2 separate regions of the Homo sapiens genome follow, and region 2 is linked to region 1. Evidence: read pairs that join two places in POLR2A ChIA-PET (ENCODE). Cell type or tissue: CD4-positive, alpha-beta T cell. All regions are shown on one strand. Links, peaks and the distances in the headings refer to the core of each region. The heading gives the core; the rest is flanking DNA. Region 1 overlaps STX12 (syntaxin 12). Region 2 holds the start of CD164L2 (CD164 molecule like 2).

Region 1 (2,907 bases), core at 197-2,696:
TCTAGGAGAAGAGAGTAATCAGTACAAAGTCCCCAAAGCAAGGGTACTTGATGTGATGGAGGCCAGGGTGGCTAGAGCAGAGTGAGCAAGAGACAGCAGAGAGGTGGCCAAGGAGGTAGTAGGGACCCAGATTGTATAGGGCCTTGCAAACAATTATGAGGACTTTGAATTTTAATGAAGTGGGAAATCACTGGTAGGTTTTGAACAGAGTGTCATTACAACCAGAATTTAAACCCAGGGCTAACTGCAGTGGAATGTGCCACATTACAGTCTCTCAAAAGGCTGACTCTTACAGGAAAAAGAATGTAGTCACACAGGGCAGGCCTAGATTTCCCAGTGTTCCACTTAGCCCCACCCTACTTATCTGATACCTAAGTTAATAGGTCTCTGCTCCAGATAGGCTGATGTCCTTCCTCTAACCTGCTCCCTTCTCCAGCTCCCTGGCACCTATGGGAACACTCCTCTGTACTCACTAGAGTTCAGCAGAGTGCCAGGCACCCAGGTGATACATAATCAATTACTGATTAATTGAGTTAGCCTCCCTTTTCCATTCTGGCAAGCTCTTTGAGGCAGAAGATATGAATGAAGAATATAAGCTAGGAATAATGAGGCCTGAAATCTAAGCCAGACTTGACGACTAACTAGATGCAGGGCACTAAGCAAGTCATTTCATTTGACTGGGTCTCTTTTTCACCAATTATAGATGATATTCAGATTTCACTGACATTTACTGAATACTTAAACTATTTGTGTAAGGTTTTTATTTTATCTCATTAAATCCTTACAACTATGTAAGAACTAAATGATCTCTAAGTACTCCCACCACTGCTCAATTCCAAAATTCAATAACAGTGAAATAGCTCCAGTCAAAGAATTATGCTGTGTAACCAAGGAGTACTTTTGCAACCCGAAAGTTTGGCTTAGAAAGGTTCCACCTGTGACTTTCTTAACTTCATAAATGCAAGGTACAAACAGGACTGGACTGACTATATCCCTCTAGAAGGCAGGGACTGCATTCTACTCATTTTTGTGTATGTATAACTCCTCCCAACACACACACACCCATCCAGAAAATGGTTGAATATATGATAACATGTAAACGTAGATCTGACAAAAAAAGTCAAGGAAATAGGTCTTTTCTTATTGAGTGTCTTTAAAAAGTAGAGCATTCCTTAGAAACTTTAGAAGTATGCCAAAGTATCAAGTTATTAATCATCTATCAAAATTTATTAAATAAGCTACAGAGCTATGGGAATTTTATAGAATATGAAAAAATCAATTAATAATCAGCTGTTCTCTGCATATTCTCAGTGGAGAACTCTTCTTCATCTAGACTTTTCTGATTTCCTTTGTTGGGATGACCTAAATTTGGGGGGTGGAAAGATAGGGAGGGGTTGAGGAAGTGGGGGTGTTGGGAATATTATAGGGTCATTTGCTAGCTAAGCACCAGAATTAATCTAAGCCTTAACACTTTCTAAATTCCTAAATATTAAGATATTTTCTTTAAAGTTTCCAGCAAGACTCAGGTATCAGATACCCTAAAACTCAAATCATAAGGACAACAGTGTCGTAGTTTACTGGAACCCAGAGAAGCAGGACTTTTTGTATATTGCCCTCTATAATCACCAACATCAGGGATTTGTTCAAAACTAGTAACTCAATGACTCATGTATTTTACATCTAAGAGATGTATCTTTCAGTAAACCTAAAGCACACAAAGGAATAACGTGTTTACAGATACATTTATTTGCCCTTGAGCATACTTAAAATATCAAAAAGAAAAGTGAGGCCAGGCACAGTGGCTCACACCTACAATCCCAACAATTTGGGAGGCCAAGGTGGGCAGATCACTTGAGGTCAGGGGTTCAAGACCAGCCTGGGCAACATAGTGAAAACTGCCTCTACAAAAAATTTAAAAATTAGCCAAGCATGGTGGCGCATGCTTGTAGTCCTGGCTACTCAAGAGGCTGAGAGAAGAGGATCGCTCAAGCCCAGAAGTTTGAGGCTGCAGTGAGCTATGATCATGCCACTGCACTCCAGCCTAAGCAACAGAGCAAGACTCTGTCTCAAAATAAATAGACAAATGAATAAAAATTTAAAAAGTAAAGTGACACTTTTTTTTTTTTGAGACAGAGTTTCGCTCTTGTTGCCCAGGCTGGAGTGCAATGGTGTGATCTCAGCTCACCGCAACCTCTGCCTCCCAGGTTCAAGCGATTCTCCTGCCTCAGCCTCCCGAGTAGCTGAGATTATAGGCATGTGCCACCATGCCCGGCTAATTTTTTCTATTTTTAGTAGAGATGGGGTTTCTCCATGTTGGTCAGCCTGGTCTCAAACTCCCGACCTCAGATGATCTGCCTGCCTCAGCCTCCCAAAGTGCTGGGATTATAGGCATGAGCCACCACGCTTGGCCAAGTGATGCTTTTTGGAAATATTTTTACCAGGATGAGTTGAATCTTCTGGCTAACTTGGTTAATGAGAAAACTCCTTTTCCAAGCATTCTACTAAATGAAGGTTTTATGTTAGACTGATGTGCTACAACTTTTTGAAGGAAAATAATTGGGTATTTCCTATGAAATGTTACATAATCCTAGAAACCAGATGACTAGGCCAAAGGTAAAGACAAGTCCTTCAGTTCTGTGTAAGCAATTTTGTTCTTTTTAAAACTAGGACTCAGCTGGGCGTGGTGGCTCACACCTGTAATCCCAGCACTATGGTAGGCCAAGGTGGGTGGATCACCTGAGGTCAGGAGTTTTGAGACAAGGCTGGCCAACATGGAGAAACCCCATCTCTACTAAAAATACAAAAATTAGCCAGGCATGATGGCACATGCCTATAGTCTCAGCTACTCAGAAGGCTGAGGCAGAAGAATTGCTTGAACCCGGGAGCGGAGGTTGCAGTAAGCTGAGA
Region 2 (2,907 bases), core at 272-2,771, 400 kb after region 1:
CCCTCCTCCCTCCCCCAGAACCCGAAGGGTCTCTTTTCCCCTGAGTGGGCAGTTTTGGGGGCCTCAGGGACACTCAGGTGGAGATGCCGTGGACCCATGGGAGGCACAGCAGAGGGAGCATGGCCTCCAGCATCATTCAATCCTAGCTTTACATCCTGGCCTGCTGCATTGAAACCCTGTGCCCCTGAGCAGCCTGCAAATGGGAAATGACAAAACTCATGCCTAGAGGGTAGCTGTGGACATTAGATGGGAAGTTGCATGTAAAAGCTCTCAAAATGTACATTCGGCTAGTAAGGGGTCAATAATTGCTAGCTATATATTGTCAGTTACAGGTGTGGCAGTTGTGAAGTCAGAACTGGCCTGGAGATGATTAAGAGATCTGTTGGCTCAAAAAAAATTTTTTTAATGGGTGCATAGTGGGTGTATATATTTATTGGGATACGTGACCTGTTGGCATTCATTCATTCATTCATTTAAAACAGGGTTTCACTCTGTTGCGCAGGCTGGAGTGCAATGCCATGATCACAGCTCACTACAGCCTCAAATCCCTGGGCTCAAGCAATCCTCCTGCCTCAGCTGTTGGGTTTCAAGTGGGGACTGATGGCAGTGGAATGTCCAGGATGACCCCAGGAGAGTGTGGAACAGGGCTTGGGACTAACCTGGGCCACCATCGATTAAGAGAGGGTTAGGAGAAGCAGATGGGGGAAGGAGGGGAGAGGAGGGGAGGAGGAAGAGGAAGGAGAGGAAGTGCCCCCTAAGGAGCCTGAGGAGAACCAAAAGAGGCTGGTGCCAGGGCAGGAGTGGTAGCCGTGGGGAAGGCTGCGGAGAGGCCCAGTTGGCCTAGTAATGGCGTCACCCCTGACCTGGCCAGAGGGTGTGGTAGGCCAGAGGCAGACACAGCGGATGAGGGGCAGAAGGGAGGCGGGTGGAGGGGTGCAGTGAATGGAGAGGGAGCACCGAAGCTAAGCTTGGGCAGCCAGAGGGCAGGGGCCAGCTAGGGCCCGGCCCAGCGGTCATGGGGCCTGGGTGGAGGGTGTACAAAGCGGGGCCTGCACCGAGCCCTGAAGGCAGGGAAGTGACCTCGTCTCGAATCCAGATTTTTGCCACTGCCTCTCTCCGTGACCTCGAACGAGTCACTCATCTTGTCTGAGCCTCAGTTTCCTCACCTGTGAAGTAAGGATCAAAGCAGTCGGTACTTTCCAGAATTTTCAAGAAGCTGCCCTTGGAGGCACATAGTAACCACGCCAGCCACCAGTCCTGGACCCCACCTGCTTTAGTCCAAGCCCCGCCCCAGACCCCCGAACTCACCTGGCCGCGCACACTAGCCACGCCCCTAACTGGCCCCGCCTTCACCTGGCTCCGCCCCGACCGACGAGCCCCGCCCCACCTGCCGCTCCCACTGGCCACGCCCCCACCTGGCCACGCCCCGGTTGCCCAGGTCTCGCTCCGCACACGCTCAGCCGAGCCCAGTCTGGGAGGGACGCGCCCGGCAGCTGTCCACCGATCCCGGCCACCGCCCCCGGCCACCCCCACCCCGCGAGCCCATGGAGGCTCCGGGACCCCGCGCCTTGCGGACTGCGCTCTGTGGCGGCTGTTGCTGCCTCCTCCTATGTGCCCAGCTGGCTGTGGCTGGTAACTCGCGGCAGGGTCTGGCTAGGGGCTCGACGGGGACGGATGGAGCTTGCACCTCAGCCAGCCGTCTCCCCAGGAGCAGCCTGGGCTTGAGGGGAGGGGGCTTTCCGGCCAAGTGCAGGCCTCCAGGGGTGGGAGAGGGGGCTCCAGCTCTGTGTGGAGCCCTGTGTGTAAATATAGGCCCCAGGTGTGGGGGCCTAGGGAGCTTCAGGTGGTCTGGGGGAGGTGGCTCCAACTGAATCTGGGAACCCCGGGTGTATGCAAAGGGAGGGGCTCTGGGTGAATGTGGGGAGGCTCTAGGTGTGTGTAGACCTCTGCTGTGGAAGCTCCAGGTGTGCGCTGGGGCTTGGGGATCCAGGGGTGAGTGTGAGAGCCCAGATGTGTGCAGAGGGGCGAGGGCCACCGGAGTGTTGGGTGGGAGGGTGGGCGGGTGCCACAGCTTGGCTTCGAGGAATTCTCCCTTCCCACTCCACCGCACTACCAGGTAAAGGAGCTCGAGGCTTTGGGAGGGGAGCCCTGATCCGCCTGAATATCTGGCCGGCGGTCCAAGGGGCCTGCAAACAGCTGGAGGTCTGTGAGCACTGCGTGGAGGGAGACGGAGCGCGCAATCTCTCCAGCTGCGTGTGGGAGCAGTGCCGGCCAGAGGAGCCAGGTATGGAGCTGAGCCCTCCCCAGATTGAGTGCCCCCAGCTCTGAACCCCAAGGCCCTGGCCCCTCTCCCCAAACCTCCCCCCTGCACCTTCTCTCACCAGGACACTGTGTGGCCCAATCTGAGGTGGTCAAGGAAGGTTGCTCCATCTACAACCGCTCAGAGGCATGTCCAGGTAAGGGGGTTCTTGCACCTAAGCCAAGTTGCATGGGTCTCCCCAGCCATAGCCTGCCCCCCAGGAGGAAACAGCCTCTCTCAGGCGGTGGATTTTGCTCACCCATACCTGGGCCCGGTATCAGTTCTGCCTTTAGCTCACTGAGAAGTCCCCTCCTCTCTCTGCCTATTTCCTCATCTGAAAATTAGTACAGGTGTGTGGAGGGGATGGGAGTGTTAGCTCTTCTTCTAGTTTAAGGCATAGCAAGGACTTTGGAAGTTCAGAGGGAATGAGAGGGAGTGCTTCCTGGAGGAGGTGGCATCAGTAATGAGCCTGGAAGGTAGAGATGGAGAGAGAGCACATCTGGTGGAGGGAACTGTGTGGGGCTTGCAAGTATGTTGGATGTCTAGAGTAGGGACAGGGCTGCATCTGAATCGGAAGTTTAGCGGTGAGTGGGGGCTGGGGTCTTGAT

What was found. ChIA-PET counts read pairs that join two places held together with the same protein. Peaks named below come from ENCODE experiments on the same cell type or tissue, not always from the same donor. Only the 100,000 strongest peaks of a DNase experiment are listed, where the experiment ranks them.
Region 2: POLR2A ChIA-PET joins it to region 1 with 5 read pairs; 2 of 35 experiments call an interaction of 5 or more read pairs at or near these places.

The regions. Positions count from the first base shown.
Region 1 is chr1:27,783,400-27,786,306 of GRCh38, reverse strand. The region is part of intron 1 of STX12 (syntaxin 12); the gene reads right to left. Among named protein-coding and RNA genes, the nearest start is that of STX12, 12 kb to the right of the region's middle. In CD4-positive, alpha-beta T cell, for the core only: no CTCF peak of the experiment used is centred there; no DNase peak of the experiment used is centred there.
Region 2 is chr1:27,381,877-27,384,783 of GRCh38, reverse strand. CD164L2 (CD164 molecule like 2) reads left to right here and starts at 1,451. Exons shown (of 6, transcript NM_001330448.1): 1 at 1,451-1,632; 2 at 2,117-2,284; 3 at 2,385-2,456. The coding sequence starts at 1,545. In CD4-positive, alpha-beta T cell, for the core only: no CTCF peak of the experiment used is centred there; a DNase peak (open chromatin) is centred at 1,403.